2 separate regions of the Mus musculus genome follow, and region 2 is linked to region 1. Evidence: chromatin loops called from intact Hi-C (ENCODE). Cell type or tissue: left cerebral cortex. All regions are shown on one strand.

Region 1 (8,000 bases):
AAGAAAGTTTAAAATTTAGAAAGTAATTTAATTTTCCTCAAACTAAAAACTAACACTCAGCCAACACTAACTGTATCATCTACTCCTTATAAACATTAAGGGAAATTAAATTTGCAGCCATTTAAAAAATGTCCACGGCCAAATGATTTTAGAAGAGAATTCTACCAAAATGTAAAGAATTAACAATATGTTTACATAATGTGCTCCATAAAACATAAAAGAACAGAATACTTCCCAATTAACTTCATGAGGCGCTAATCATAAAACTAGACTGTAAACAAAGAAAAAAGTAGTAACGTTCCTGTCAGCATCTTTCATGAACTTTGATGTGAAAATCCACAATTTAATCTAAATATGTGTAAATTATCATTAATCTATGTTTGCCCATTGGGATATATACACAGGTGAATTACTTTGATTCTATATCTGAGAACCAATAGATAATAACAATGTGCCTTATGGTAAAATAGAAAAGGTCAAAAACATCTATAAGCCCTGTATCTAGAATTCTTCATGGTGAATGATTTTTTCCCCAGAAGATCGGGAATGAGGTAGGTTGTTTATGTCAGCATTGTTGCCCAACAAAGAGCTTGCAGCCACTGAAATAAGAGAAGTTGGGAAAACATGGAGATATAAAGGAAGAAATCTAATGTGCCTTGTTCTCAGAGACATCATGATTGCCTCTGTAGGAGAATCCTACATGTGATAAGTAAGGTCTGAATGGTCACAATGATCAAGCTCTATTTGTAAGTTTTTTAAGATATATATTTTATAAGTGTGTATCTGTGTGAGGATCTATGCACCTGTTTACAGTACCAACAAGGTCAGAGGAGCGTGTGAGATCCCCTGAAGCTGGGGTCACAGGTACTTCTGGGCTGCTGGTCGTGGGTGCTATACTGAACTCCAGTCCTCTGGATGAGGAAGAGTGCTTTTAACAGCTGAGCCCTTTCTTCAGCCCAAACATGGAAATTTTAATTGTGTCTCTATACATCTAACAGCGATCATATGGAAACCAAAATTTTAAATGAGATAACATTTACAGACACCTCCATAAAGAAAAGAGAAGAAAAGAAAAGGTAGAAAAAGAAAAAAAGAAAAATCCTTAGGTATAAATCTAAGCCAATCCTAAAATGAAAATTAAAAATAAATGGAGGCATATGTAATAAGAGATACACTATACTCAAAAAGAAGCAATGTTAAAAGAGAAAAAAAATCTTTCTCCCAAATCAATCTATAGTTGATGCAATTTCTAACAAAATTCTAGTGTGTGTGTATGTGTGTGTGTGTGTGTGTGTGTGTGAGAAAGCTTTCTCTGTAGTGTATGTGGAATGGCTAGAGCAATCCTTAAGAAAAGAAGAATTAAGTGAGAAGAACACTTAACCTAGTACAAAGGCTGACAACTCAGCTGTGAGACAGCACAGCACTGGTGAAGGTTAGGTAGGCACACAGGCTGATGGAGCAGGATGCAGACCACGAAGCAGAGCCACATAAATCGACCACCTGGGTTTCATTGTTACTGTAACAACCACACACACACACACACACACACACACACACACACACGTAAATAAATAAACAAATATACTCTTAAAACTGGGGGTAATTGTCAACACTTAGGGTTAGACGAGTTCTCTGGCTTAATACCAAAATGAAAGATTGGTAAACTGCATCTGTCTCATCTAGTCTGGAAATTTCTGTTCTGCAAATTCCTGAAAAGAGGCTCCACAGACAAGCCTGGGACTCAGGCAAAACATGTGCGAACTTCTTACAGAGGACCTATTCTAGACTCTTCTTCATGCACAAAGAACTCTTCTTGCATGGCATGACCGAGGCACTGGGTTCAGGCCTAAGTGCTGAAACCAAACAAATGAACAGACAAACCAGACACTCTAAATGGGATGTGGGCAAAAGATGTGAACAGATATTTTATTTTTTAAAAAGTGTACAGCAAAACTAAATCGTTGTTTAAAAAAGCATGTTCACTGTCATTAGCACTCAGGGAAATGTGCGTTTTCTTGAGCGATTACTACATCTGTCAGAACAGCTAAAGCACCAAATACTGACCATACTACGTGCTGATAAGTGGGACCACAAACTACCACTGTGCATGTCGAGCAGTGCGGGTGTTCAACAAGACATCCACAGTGTCTTATATGAATACACAGCCCTGCAATTACTTTCCTGGGTGTCTATTCCCAAGAAATGCTATGTTCCCACATAAACCTGCAGAGCAGTGTTTATAAAATCATTATCCATAAACAAAATAGAGAAACAGCCCTTGAAGGGTGTGCTTCCCCGTGTCACAGTTAAACACTGACCCCTGGATGACCCTGAATGACCCAGGAGACCCTCAGGCCATAAAAGCAATCCATTGACCAACTATTAACCGTGGTAAGTAGGATGGAATTCCAGGAAATAACATTGGGTTGTTTTTCTTTTCTTTTCTCCAATGAAAGGACAAAGAAAAAGACTACATGACTATGTAATTCCATTTATTCAACAATCTTAAAATGACAAAACTTGGAGTGAGGAGTGTTCTCTGGGGTTGCTTGTCAGAGAGAAAGAGAGACTTTGCTGTGTCAGCAGTGGTGTTATCTACCCAAAATTGCATGTGTGAATAAAAGAAGTACAGGTGTAATTACAGGTGGGGGGCGGGGTGCATCAGTGCTCAACTGATATCCAGTGATAGGGTATTGTTTGTACTTTCAACAATTGTTAGTTAGGGGCTTAGGGGCTGTAACTCAGTTAATAGAGTTCTTACTAACCACCAAGAAGCCCTGGGCTCAATCCTCAACACCATGCACACAGGCCTGGTAGTGCAAGCCTGTAATCCCAGCTCTCAGGTGCAGGTGCGGGGGCGGGGGGGGGGGCGGTGCGGGGAGGGGCAGAAGTTCAAGGACATCCTAGACTACCTGTTAAATTCGAGGTCAACCTGGGCAATGAGACCCTGTTTCGGAAAGAAAACAGCATTAAAAAAAAAAAGCGCGTGGGGTGAGTTATTTCTTAGAACTGCATGTGAATCTACGATTCTCTCAAAATCCTCTGGTCTGATTTCCTAACGGTATGAATGCTACTGGACTGTATGTAGTCTTACATGCCTTGAAACATACAAAGACAAGGGACAGGTGATTGTTTCTTAAATTTGGGGACACTACCTCTCTTAAGTGCCATTCCCTCACGTTGCTGTCAGGGACTGCGGGAGTGTTGGATTTGGGAGTGGGCGAGGAGAATTCAGGGCCTGGCCTCGCTGCGATCAGGTGTGTGTAGAGGTGGGCGTTGATGTGAGCGAGAGGCAAAGCCCAGAAAGAATGCGACAAGGCAAAGCATGCCGTCCTGTCAAAGAAGGAACCATGCAGAATGCCAGTTGGAGAAGGATTTAGAGGAGGGTGCTGGAGCCTCGGGGACGCCCTCCCGTGCACCTTTCAGGAGGTGATGGGCGGCGAACGAACCTCCCCGGAGCAGTAACCGAACCCCGCCACGCACGGAACCAGGTGAGTGCTGGACCCAGAGCGGAGGTGAGGCCTCCCGGCGACCGCCGCAAGCGTGCTGGGCAGCGTGGTTCGCAGAGGCGGCGCCGGGTCTCGGAAGCTGCGGCGGAGACGCCAAGGAGGCTGAGAGTGCGGAGAGGGTGGGGCGTTGCGGAGATCCCGCCGGCGCCAGCCGAGGAGCAGCGGCTGGCTGAGGGCGCGCTCACCCAGGCACGTGGGTGTGGAGCCACCGGCGCCGCCCGGCCTGCGCTCTGCAGCACCGCAGCGCGGGTGCAGGCGCGGGAGCAACCGCGCTGGGGAGGGCTGGGACGCGCCACATCCTGGCCCGACGCCTGGAGGCGCTCTCCACGCGCGTCCTTTCCCCGCTGCCCGGGCCTCCTTGAATCTCCCGAGTGGGAAACCGGAAAGCTGGAGGCTTTGTCCAAGGGTGGTTGGGGACACTGGAGCTTCCAAACCTTTCGCCCACACCCCTGACTAGGGATGACGGGGCAGAGACATATGGACATTGACCTGCCTACGGAGCACATTAGGGGTTTGCGGGGACTCTACCCACAACTGAGCCCGGGACCTTGGAGGAGTAGTCAGGTTCCACGTTGGTGGACCCCGAGCCGGGGCAGCAGCGGATCGCCGTCGTGGGTTCCCCGCAACGGCTGCGCCCAGCCCTGGGCAGCCACGCGCGCCTAGTGGGGGTGCAGCAGAGTGCGCTGGGGACGAAGATGGTGGGCGGGCGTGAGGTGAACAGCCAACAGGGGTGGGGGTGGGGTGGAACGGCAGAAAGCATGAGAAGGTAGCGGTCCCACTGTTGCAGCAACCCTGCGGTAGGCGGGAACGAGACGACAGGATCAATGTGGTGCCTGCCAGGCGCACAGCGGACCGGACAGGCAGGCCTTGGTCCGCTCTAGTAATGAGCAGAGGGGAGACTGCCGACTCAGAATCTTACTGGTGCTGGCCAGTGTGCAGGGATTTAGCCACAGGAACTTGGAGGAAGGAAAGAGAGGGGGACCGTGCCTGGCCTATAGAAGGGGATGATGACGCTTAGCGCAGCTCTTGAGGACATGCCTGCAGACAGGGAGCCTCCGAAATCCTTTTCACCCTGGGACCCCAAACCTGCCATTTGTCCCATTCCACCACGCCCTCTTCGTAGCTTCCCAAGATTGACCCGTCGATACTTCCAGATCCCTTTTAGATTGAAAATCAGGTCAGATTCTGCACTTTATCAACATGCCCCACCCCTGTCGCCATTAAGCAGCTTCTCACAACCCTGAGGTGTGGTCACTCCGAAGGCACAGTTCCACAGACCTCTGACCGCGCCGCAGGAGGACGCTGAAAGCAAATGCTCTGCAGCGACTTGTCCTGTTCAATATCATCCCCATTCATCCCGGCTGTTGTGTGTTTTCTCAACAGGGCGTGACCCTGTAGACAAGCAGGGCTCGAAGTCAGGGACCTACCCCAATTCAGACACTGTCGCGAACACTCCCTACACTACAAGGCGTGTCAGTCTCTGCATCAGCCACTCTGGGCTGCCTCTCTCAATGGTACTCAAGGGTCGGACACGTGAAAGTCCAGGATCTGATACCACACATCTCCAGCTGTGCCGGACCCAACGTGTGTGTGTGTGTGTGTGTGTGTGTGTGTGTGTGTGTGTGTTGCATTTAACTCCACCATCATTCCCAGATATGCAACATAAAGCATTGAAGGGAGAGGGAGGCAAAAACAAAAAAATTAGGATCTACAGTTTCAAGTTCAAAATCACAACCTTGAGACTCTGAAGGAGTATTCACCTCCTTCCTGTCTAGGCTACCGGATATCATATCTTTGAATACACGCCAGACCCTCAGGAATTATCTCTTCGGGCGATGCCACAAGTGAGCAGTATTCTCTCAACTTCCCAGATCCTTGCTAAAAAGGTGTGTGTGTGTGTGTGTGTGTGTGTGTGTGTGTGTGTGTGTGTGTGTAGTGGATTATTTTCCCCCTTTTATATATAGTGTAGTTTTGAGAAGGGCAGCGAGGCATCTGCTTGGAAAATAATATACTTCTTAATTTGACAGGCCCCTCTCTCCCATGGTAGCTTTTCGGAGTCCTCCAAAGTTCTGTCTAGCGTTGGTGCCCGAAGCTTTGCATGCAGTTAAGCTTCCTACTAAGCAAACCTGCTGGACATTTGTCCTGTGCCCAGGGAAGCACACAAGTGTCATGAAGGGGTTGGGGAAAGACCCTCTGGGTTAAGGGAGGCGTTGCTTCGCGGGTAGAGGTTGAGAGGGAAGTTGGAGTGCAATGGGACCATTAAGTCCCACCTTCTTCCCCCATCTGTGCTTTGGACTATGCGGTTTCTGCCTTGGCCAAAAACCGCATCCACGTCCAAATACAGTACAAAACTCTCTTGGACAGAAGTTAGAAAGAAGCCAGTGTAGAGAGAGACAGTTTGCTTCTAATAATCTCATAAGAATGCCCACAGTATGGCCCAAGTGGCGAGCAGATTCACGGTCCCCATGTGCTGCTGGGGTTGTCGCAGACGCGTCCACGGGCGTCGCAGCGGACGTGACACCGCATTTTCTCTGAATTCCTGCCATCTAGGATGGTGCAACCAAGGGAGGGGGTCATGGGGAAGCAGAGTGCAAGGCTGCAGAATCCGTTCTCTGCAGAGAACTGGAGCGAGCATGGAACAGCGCAACTCCGAGGGCGTTCACATTCGAGAGAAAAGCAACGCCCGGTCGTGGGTGGTTAATTGCCGGCTTCCCACAACCATGAGGCACGTCCCTGGCGGCGTCACTACCTTATGTTTTAATTTGACCTTTATTGGATCTTTGCTCCCCTGGGCTGAGGACTGGACTTGCACTCAGAAGACCACTGCCCTCTCTGGGGAGGGTGGGCCTTCTACTGCGGTTCCCTTCTCCTGAGGGAGCCTGTTCGAGTTCAGAACCTTGTAGACCTTGGAGTTATCAGGCATTCCCGGGCGTGGTCTAGTCGTGGGTTGCGGGGTTTTCTAGCCTTGGAACTGGGCGGTGTCTGCAATGCATCGCATCGCCTTAAGCTGTTCTCGGGTACTCACTCTCGCCGGTGCGCAGAAAGAGACAGAGAGGGGAGGGGTCACGCTTGACTATGAAGTGCCGGTGGGGTCTATTCAGAGTGTCAGTGTGTGTGTGTGGGGGGGGGGGGGGCTGCAGCAGAGGAGGGAGGGTTCTACTGCCAAGGGCAGGGCGGAGGACTGTGAAGGCCGGTTGGTAGTGTGAATGCCTTCCCAGGTTCAGCTGCGGTGATCACCCGGCACTGCAGCTAAAGGAGCTGGTTGCACCTTGCGTGCTCCCCCGCCTTCCCTGTGTTCCCCGGCTTTTCCGGGAGGAAAGATGGGGTGCCCATAGCGGGTGGGGCGCGCCGGCTGCCCAGTCGGGCGGTCACGTGTCCCCCTCCCCCTCCTACTGCAGCGGGAGTTCCAATCAGAGCGCGCCAGGGGGCTCCTCCCGGGCAGGAACCACCGGGCTCCGCGGCGCGGGGTGGGCCGCCATCACCTGACCGCCCGCCCCCGCCCCCCGCGAGTAAGGGGCGGTGGTAGCGTCTGCTCGGTTACAAATGGCCCCTCCCGCCCCGCTCGCCCGCTCGCTCGAGCTCGGCGCGGACCCGCCCGGGAGCGCTCCTCGCAGCAGCTGCCCGGGTTCCCACCGCCCTACCGGGCGCGAGCGATCAGACTACCTCGGAGGGCGCGCTCAGACACCCAGATGTCCGGCCACCTCAGTGGGTACCCTCGGCACCCTGTGATCCGACCACCCGCGGAGGCGCGCTAGCCCTCTGGGTGGGCGTGCTGGGCTTCTCTGCGGCGGAAGTCTGGACCACAGATTGTGACTTCTTTTCTAGCAGTAGGTGAGTGCCCAGCGGGAGCGCAGGCATGGGATGCCCTCCTACTGTGTGGGAACCCCGGGATCCTCTAGGGCACAGGAGGTTTGGTGTAATGACTAAGTCAAGCTTGCAGAACAAGTCCGAAGTCACTCGCCTTCTGGGCCTCTTTTTCGAGTTTCCCCAGTCCCTGGTTTGGGAAAGCGCTTTGATTTGAGGAATTCTTGTCTTGAGATACTTGACAAAGGTTGAAAAGACACTCAGATAGGAGCCGGGAGCTCTAGCTAGCTGGCGCAGGCTGGGTACACCCGGCGTGTTTGAATGTGGGGGGCGGGGGCCCTTTTGAGAATCAGCCCTGGGTAGGGCTAGGGCGAAGCCTCTGCGTTGGTCCCGTCACTCTGTCCCCAAAAGCCACTTGAAATGCCAAGGAGAGAAGAAACAGTGGCTGTAGATGTTGCTAACCAGCTAACCCCCTCCGTTTCTGATCTACCCCTGTGCTGCAGGTTATTCTGCCAAGGATGTGTGAGACTTGGAAGCGCCTAGGATACACCATTTTTACTTTATGACTTTTTGGCAGAAAATATGCGTTAAAGTGTTGAATTACGAGGGAAGATGGAGAAAATAACTTAATTCGCGTTTTTGTAAAGTTTTTGTTTTAAATGCAAGGCAGTAGAGATGTAGGTATTT
Region 2 (8,000 bases), 120 kb after region 1:
CTTACTCCTCACTGTCATCCTGTCTCCCCTCCTCCCAGCAACAGCTCTGCAGAGCCACCTTTGGATCATCAATCATCTGCCTTCCCAGGACCACCCAGCAGTGATGCACGTAGAGCAGAGGTGCAGTGATGCACGTACAGCAGAGGCGACCCCTTCTCCATACTTCAGAGACCTCTAGCATGGTGTTGTGGGACAGCTGGTGTTGTGAATCAGGCCGTTGCCAATCAGAGAACGGCTACTTCACAACACCAGGGCCACACTGCACTGCAAGCAGCGAGCAGCAAGCAACAAGCATCCAGACACCTGAGCACCAGGATGCCAGCAAGAGCACCTGCCTGTGAGGAAACCTCCCAGCCCACCCCATACCCCACCCCATTATCCCACCCTACCCCACACCACCCCTCCCCACCTCACCCCTCTCCCCACTACCCTATCCCACCCTTCCCCTCCCCACCCTACCCCACCCCTCCCCTCCCCGCCCCACCCCCACCTTACCCCACCCTACCCCACCCCTCCAGTCCTTACAGGACTCCTCCCGCTGGCTCCAGACCACTTCTGCTTACTCTCCAGCTCCTGCCCTATGGTGTAACTGAGGCTGCTGTTTATTGTAACACAAAGCTCAACTTCAGAAGAAAGCACCAACTCCAGGCAGCATTAGCTTCCCACAAAGGCAACAGAACAAACAGGTCTCCCAGGGTGAGGGAAGAAGAAGATGTTCTCAGGCCCTTAGAAAGGCTGAGCACTCTTAATTGAATGTCTCCTCAGAGGGTCTGGAAACACACGGAGACTATAGAACCAGGCCCTTTCCCCCTTTGTTTCCTTTCCTTTTATTTTTCTATTACTTTTTTTTTAAGTGTGTATATGTGTGGGTGTGAATGTGTGTGCATGTGTATGGGGGATGTAAAACCAGTTTTAATTAAACTCTAATTATTTATGTATGTGTATTGCCTATGTGAGTTTATGTGTACCATGTGTGTAGGCGCCTGAGCAGTTCTGAAGATGGGTGTCCAATCTGCTGAAACTAGAGCTGTAGGGGTTATGAAGAGCCATGTGAGTTCTGGGAACTGAACCTCTGCAAGAGGGAAAAACCATCCTTAAACCTCATAACCTGCTCCTCAGCCCCACATCTATTTACTTATTTAAGTGTCTCTGTGTATGCATGTTAGTGCTATAACACACCGGTAGTGCAATGATTCTCCATCTGGGGATCATTGACCCAGCAAATGACCCTTTCATAGGGGTTACCCTAAGACCATCAGAAAACAGAGATGTTTATGTTACGGTTCTTAACAGTAGCAAAATTACAGTTATGAAGTAGCAACAAAAATAGTTTTATGGTTGGGGTCGCCACAACATGAGGAACTGTATATTAAAGGGTTGCAGCTTTAGGAAGGTTGAGAACCACTGATGTAGAGGTCAGAGAACAACTAGCAAGAGTTAGTTCTCCCCTTCTATCCTGTGGGTCCTAGGTTTGGCCACACGCACCTTCACCTGCTGAGCCATCTCACCAACCATCCTGCTTATTTTCTTAGTAGAGTCTTAACTGAGCTGGGACCTCATGAATTCAGCTAGAGTGGCTGGTCAGCAAGCCCTGGGGATCCTCTTGACTCTGCCTCCCAGAATGTGTGCCCCCATGCCTGACTTTTAGGTGGGTGCTGGGGATCTAACTCAGGTTGTCATGCCAACAAACACTGGGCCATCTCTCCAGCTCTTTGTTTTGATATTAGCAATGGTATCTTTGTCTTGGGCAGTGGAGAAGGGAGAAGCTGGTCAAAGGGTGATGGTCTTAGATGGTGACTCCACTGTAGCCTTCATAGAGCCCCCTGTAGGGGCAGCTTGTGTTTGTGTCCCAAATGGTCCCAGATTCCCTAAGCAGCTGATTCCATCCTTTAAGAGCAATATTTCCACTGGGCACATGTGCACATGCCTGTCTGTGACAAAGACTGACCAGAGCCAAGCACGGTGATGTCGGAGGCTCCTGTAGATCATACATGTTGTTGTGTTGGCAAGTGGTTTCCTAGCCCCAGGTCATAGCCAGAGTCCCTTTAGACTTGAAGACCTAAGGTCTCCTGAACTTCAGTATTTTTGTGTCTAACAAAATTACTTGTGGCACCATTTTTCAGAGCCCAGGCAGACTCTTAAAAGCTGCATCGCATCCTTTCTGACATACTAAGGAAAAATAAAGATCCCCCTCTCTGCCTTTGTGTAGCATAAGGAGCCTAAGGCACCCTGAACCCTGTGCTGCAAACTGTTTGCATGAGGCTTGTGCTGGGGCCTCATAGGAAGTGGGGAAAACCCAGGACAAGTCCTCTGCAAACACTGCCCAGCATAAAGGTTACCCAGACAGATCCTGGGTGAGCCAGAGCCACTTATGTCTCTGTCACCTTAAAGCTGGGAAGAAGAACCTCTTGTTTCTTACAATCTCCTGTCCCTCACCCCATTCCTAAACCTCTAAGGATAGATGTGGCATTTGTACTAAATTGTGTTTGCCTTCAGACTAAAAGGAGTTCTCAAAATGATCTCCCTAGCATCTCATTAGAAAACATAAACCATAAACCTCACATCTCTGAGAATCCTGACTCAGCTTCATTGTGAGGCACCTATGGAATCCTTGGTTCCATGTCCCCTGCTGCATCAGACTCTCCATCAGGGACCATGAGGCAGGTGGTAACTATGGTCACAGTCTGTGCAGGTTCCTTCGCTGTGCCCAGCCCCACTGCATTCTCTCTAGCCCCATATTTTCTGCATGCTCATAATCATCTTCTCAAAACACACATTCAGACCACGTAAGCCCCCCATGGGGCTGAGCTACTATAAGGACCTGACCTTGCCCTCCCTGTAGAAGGCCTGGCGATGGGTATAGATCCTTCTCTCCCAATCCTCTCCCTTCCCATCCTTCTGTTCTCTTCCGAGATCCCCCTGCCCTCCCCGGTGCCCAGGCTTCAGGATACTCCCAGCCCATCCTCCCATGACTGATGCCTGATTGGTGGTTTCATAGATACTTCAGAGAGCTCTAGTTTCCCAGTTTAAGAAGAACAGGTAGTTGCCAGTCCACGAACATGGCAGGATGCATTCCCTATGCTTGGAGCCTTCATTGCTTCCGCCCTTCTGCCTTCCATGGCAGGGTTCGTCTTTGCCTGGGGGCAGGGCTTCTGCTCATTGACTGTTACAGCCTTGTCCCTGCTCACTGGCACTGAGAATAAGTCTGCTAAATGAATGGGCGAGTGTGCCCATGCTGTGAGCATCCTCCCTGAACGTCCTCCCTGAATGTCCTCCCTGAGCATCCTCCCTGAGCATCCTCCCTGAATGTCCTCCCGGCATCCCCCCTGAGCATCCCTTGCTCTTTATTGAGTCCTGCATCTTTTATTTCCTTTTGGCAGTGTTGCAGCAACAGCTACCAGTAGAGCAGATCTTCTGCCAGGTGCTGCCTTGGTTCCTCCATTTTTTCTATCGGGTGGGCTGTAGACCCACGCTAACAGAAAGTGCCACCAGGGTAACATCCATGTCATTGGTCACCAGTGTCCCTGCTGTTCAAACCTAGGCCCTGAAGTCTGTCTCCTGAGCCACCGTGTTATGATGCAGAGGAGCTTGGTCACTCCCAGGGACCCAGGAAAGCCCTCCGTATTCTCAGAACCTTCTACCCTAGTGTCTTTAACTAGGTGCCCCACCACCAACAACCACACAGTCCTTTATAACAGGTTTTAACCTTGTTTGAAGGGCTTTGGTGATGGGACATGATTTAAAACCTTGTAAAATATGGAATGAGGTCACATCCTGAGAAAATGAGGGAATCCTTTAAGGCCTAGAAGAATGTCGATTTGAATTTGGCGTGATACCAGAAAGATCTTTTGAGGTTTATATATGACCTTCAAAGGCTGAAGCTGCAAATTCTGATGAGGGCCTACTTGGAACTCGGTGTTTGGGGTGTGGAGCACAGTTCTGGGTTCTCTTCTCAGTTCACAACTCCACCAGAGCACCACTCCAAGCCACACATGTCTGCCCATCGTGTGTCTTTCATTCCAAAGTGCATTGTGACTCACTGAGAACATCAGTCCCTGCTCCAGAACATTCTAGACCCTCCACTTAGGAGGATTTGATAACACCCGTGGGAAAGAAACAAGACTGTACAGCCCTGCTTTTTGTAGCCTTCTCTTAGCAGCCTGTGCCACAGGAAGTGGTAAGGTTTGTTGTTGTTGTTGTTTTTTTTTTAATTAAATTTATTTATTCACTTTACAACCCAATATCAGCCTTTCCTCTCCTCCCTGTGCCCCTCATACAAGTCCTCCCCTATTCCACCCTCTGAGTGTCAACCCCACCCCATCCTACCCCTGTATATCAAGTTGCTATGGGACTAGGTTCATCCTCTCCCACTGAGGCCAGACAAGGCTGTCCATTTAGCAGGATCCACAGGCAGGCAGGCAGGCAGGCAGGCAGCAGGCTCAGGGAATCCCTGCTATGTTGGGGGATCTCTATGAAAACCAAGCTGCTCGTCTGATATAATGGGCCTAGGTCCAGCCTGTGCTCGCTCTTTGGTTGGTGGTTCAGTCTCTGGGAGCCTCCAAGGGTCCAGGTTAGTTGACTCTGTTGGTCTTCCTGTGGAGTCCCTGTCCTCTTAGGGTCCCTCAGTCATTTTCCCAGCTCTTCTACCAACTTCTTACTCCCGAGCTCCATCTACTGTTTGGTTGTGAGTCTCTGCATCTCTTTCCATTGGCTGCTGGGTGGCGTCTCAGAGGAGTTATGCTAGGTTCCTGTCTGCAAGCATAACAGAGTATCATTAATAGTGTTGGAGACTGATTCTTGCCCATGGGGTGGGTCTCAATTTCAGGCAACCATTGGTTGACAATACCTCCATCTCTGCTCTATCTTGGTCCCTGCACATCTTGTGGGCAGGGCACATTTGAGGTTGAAGGTTTTGTGAGTGGATTGCTGTCCTTATCCTTCCACTGGGAGTCTTGCCTGGCTGTAGGAAGTGGCCACTTCAGGATCCATATTTCCCATTCCTAGATATCTCAGCTAGAGTCGCCCCCTTAGTCCTTCTGGGACCTCTCCCCATCCCAGATCTCTGGCAAGTACTAGAAGTTGCCCTATCACCACCACCACCACCCCCAGCCGATTTCCCTTCTCTCTCCCCTGCTCTTCCTACGTATGATCTCCCCAGGAAGTGGTAAGTTTAGGCTCTCTGTATCACAACTACTGTGAGGCCTTATGTTTATAGCCCAACTCCAAAAAGCAGATTCTCTAAGAGTGGTCCACTGCTGACCACAAAAAGCTGTGGGCACAGTGGGCTTGTAGCATGCACACACGAATGCACAGACACACTCACATCCACATCCACATCCACATCCACACTCACACGCACACGCACACGCACACGCACACGCACACGCACACGCACACGCACACACACACACACACACACACACACTTCAATACCCAGTGTCTTATTCTTTCGGACTGTTCTGCTGGCCTTGGTCAGTACTTTTGGGGAAAACTGGATTCAGAAAGGAGGTTTCCTTGTAATACTGAATATCAAATAGTGTTTTTCTAATTTGTTGCTGGAACCCCCAACCTCAGCACCCCTGGGAACTTACTGGGCATGCAATTGACCAGTCATACCCCAGTTGTGCTGAGCATTGGCAAGCACTCCAGGGAGTTCCACAGCACACTGATAGGAAGAAAAAGAAAATCTGAGATACGGTAATGCATACCTGTAAAACACACACACACACACACACACACACACACACACACACACACACATTCCAAACCAAGCCGTCGGGACCATGTTGGAAAGGAGTGAGTCAAGAAAATGGTTTGAGAAGCTCCCTGGCCCACAGTCTGCAGCCATGTGAGATGCTTATGGCTTTCACTGAATACTAAGTAGCAGTTTCTGAAACTCCAGGTGCCCTGGGCTGTGGAGTCCTGACTCCTCTTATGTTCTGAACAAAGATGCTCAGGTCACGTCTGATCCCTGCCACAGGGAGGCTGCAGGTACCAATGCAAAGCCTTAGCTGTCTTCATACACGGCACACTGCAAAGGCTTCGCGCGCTCTACTCCGAGTCCGCAGCAGCCTCGTTTTAAGAAGAGGATCTTGAGACCGAGACCTCCCCGGGGGGCCGAAGTGGCTGCTTACCACTTCAGAGTCATGAACCTTCTGCCTTCTCCAATGCTTCTCTAGGCCCTGCCTTTGATTTGACCTCTCTTTCATGAACAAGTATGAAACAGAGAGGCTGGCATGTCCAGCACAGAGCACTCGTGTCTATGGTATCACAGAAAAATCGGCCTCTGGGCTGACAACCAAACACTAGGTGGTGTTGACAGTTAAATCTTGTGCCTCTCTGACCTCAGAATGAGTGTGTAATCGTCCTTGTTTACCTTGGTGGTAGTTATAGATAGCCTTTATGTTCACCTCGTGGATGACCTCATACATTCTGGATAAACCAGAGAGGCAAAGACCTTCCAGACCTAAGCCATAGCCTCTTGGTAGATACTGACCCAGGCAAGTACATTTTTCCCTAAGAAAACCACAGTAATTCAGACCGAGAGTTCTGAGCTTTTCCATCATGTGCACTGATAATCAGACCAGGAGGAAGCTGTATTCTACATCCTGTCACAATCCAGGAAACTGCACGTATTGCTAATGATGAGGGAAGAGCCTGTGGGCCTTGGAGACAGAATTGAAGTCCGAGGTGTTCACCATAATTCTGATTTTCAGTGGAAAATTAGAGGAAAAATTAAAAGTCTGACCTGCTGTTCCCTCTCTCTCCTTAACAAAAAACCCCCCGAAGCGGTGTCGCATGGCGTCTGAAATGCTATTTTTAAAGGCATTGGAATGAAAAGGCTGGGAACGGCGCTCGGTCGGTAGAGTGCTCGCTATACAAGCATGAGGAACAGAGTTTGATCCCCAGCATCCACATAAAAAAAGGTGGTCGGAGCAGCATGTCCTTGTAGTCCCAGCAGATGAGAGGCAGAGACTGGCAGACCTCTGGCACTCGCTAGGCATCCAGCAGCCAAGAGGTGGATCAGGAATGGTAAGAAACCTGCCCTGGCCATACAGCCTAGCCCTTTGTTCCCAGAACCAGAGTTTTTCACGATCTAGGACAAAGACAATGCCCTCAGGACCCTGGTGGAATTTACCATGTGCTAAACATTTGTGTCATCTCAGAACCCAGCACCCCCTGGGAAGGCGAGCAAATTCTTCCTAGCGTTTATGTGAGGACCAGGTTTAGGTCCCATAGCTGGGCTATCATGCCCCCAGAGGTGTGCTGATCAACTACCTAAAAGGCATTCTGCTCACACTCTGTAATCAGTTCCTGCCACCTATCCCCGGCTATGTAGACATGAGTAATTTCAAAGGTTCCTAACTGTCTCCAAGTTGAAACCTGGGGCTTGGGGCCAGCATGCTGAAAGTGAGAAAAAATAAAAATGAAAACAACCCCCAATCATCCCTTTTTGGAGGGAAGGTCATTTGGGCCCACAAAAGTCACCTGTGGTCTGGTCTCCTCCCACCGGACATTGAGTTTCCCGGGGCAGGATTCACTATCTACTTTGTTGCATGGGTGCACCCCAAAGGTCACACAGTAGGGCTTAGGATACAGCTGATGTCTGGTGCAAGACTGTACTGTGAACAGTCCTGGGTTCCTCTACTGTCGATGCTGGAATGCTAGATACCCAGCCTGCCAAATGTGTATAATTCTCATGGGAGACTCATAGGCTATCTGCATGTTAGCTCAGCTCAGCAGAACAGGAAGGTCTCTGGGCTCAGAACCCCATCAGTAACCTGGGCACTAAAGCCTTCAGCAGATGCCTATAGCAGTGACCCTGTGGTTGTCACAGACACACTTTGAAACTGGTTGCAACTTGCTGACCTTATTAAGGACAAGAACCAACTCATCTGCTGCCTCTCATGAGCTCCAAAGCCAGCCTGTTACACTCACATGGTACCACATCCTTTAACAGGGTGCACAGCCATCATTGCACAAGAAATACCCTCTGGATC

The links. Hi-C counts contacts between places; a loop is a spot of excess contacts. Peaks named below come from ENCODE experiments on the same cell type or tissue, not always from the same donor. Only the 100,000 strongest peaks of a DNase experiment are listed, where the experiment ranks them.
Region 2: it touches region 1 in a loop (3-fold over the local background); 4 of 42 quality-filtered maps call a loop at or near these places.

The regions. Positions count from the first base shown.
Region 1 is chr9:122,565,425-122,573,424 of GRCm38, forward strand. It overlaps 9530059O14Rik (RIKEN cDNA 9530059O14 gene), which reads left to right and starts at 7,077. Exons shown (of 2, transcript NR_015610.2): 1 at 7,077-7,340. In left cerebral cortex, CTCF peaks have their summits at 3,825 and 6,937; DNase peaks (open chromatin) are centred at 3,341, 3,748, 6,212, 6,399 and 2 more places; H3K4me3 peaks cover 3,513 bases; H3K27ac peaks cover 3,101 bases.
Region 2 is chr9:122,682,704-122,690,703 of GRCm38, forward strand. Mir138-1 (microRNA 138-1) reads left to right here and starts at 173; the gene lies at 173-271. In left cerebral cortex, a CTCF peak has its summit at 4,677 (motif pointing left); a DNase peak (open chromatin) is centred at 4,668; H3K27ac peaks cover 448 bases.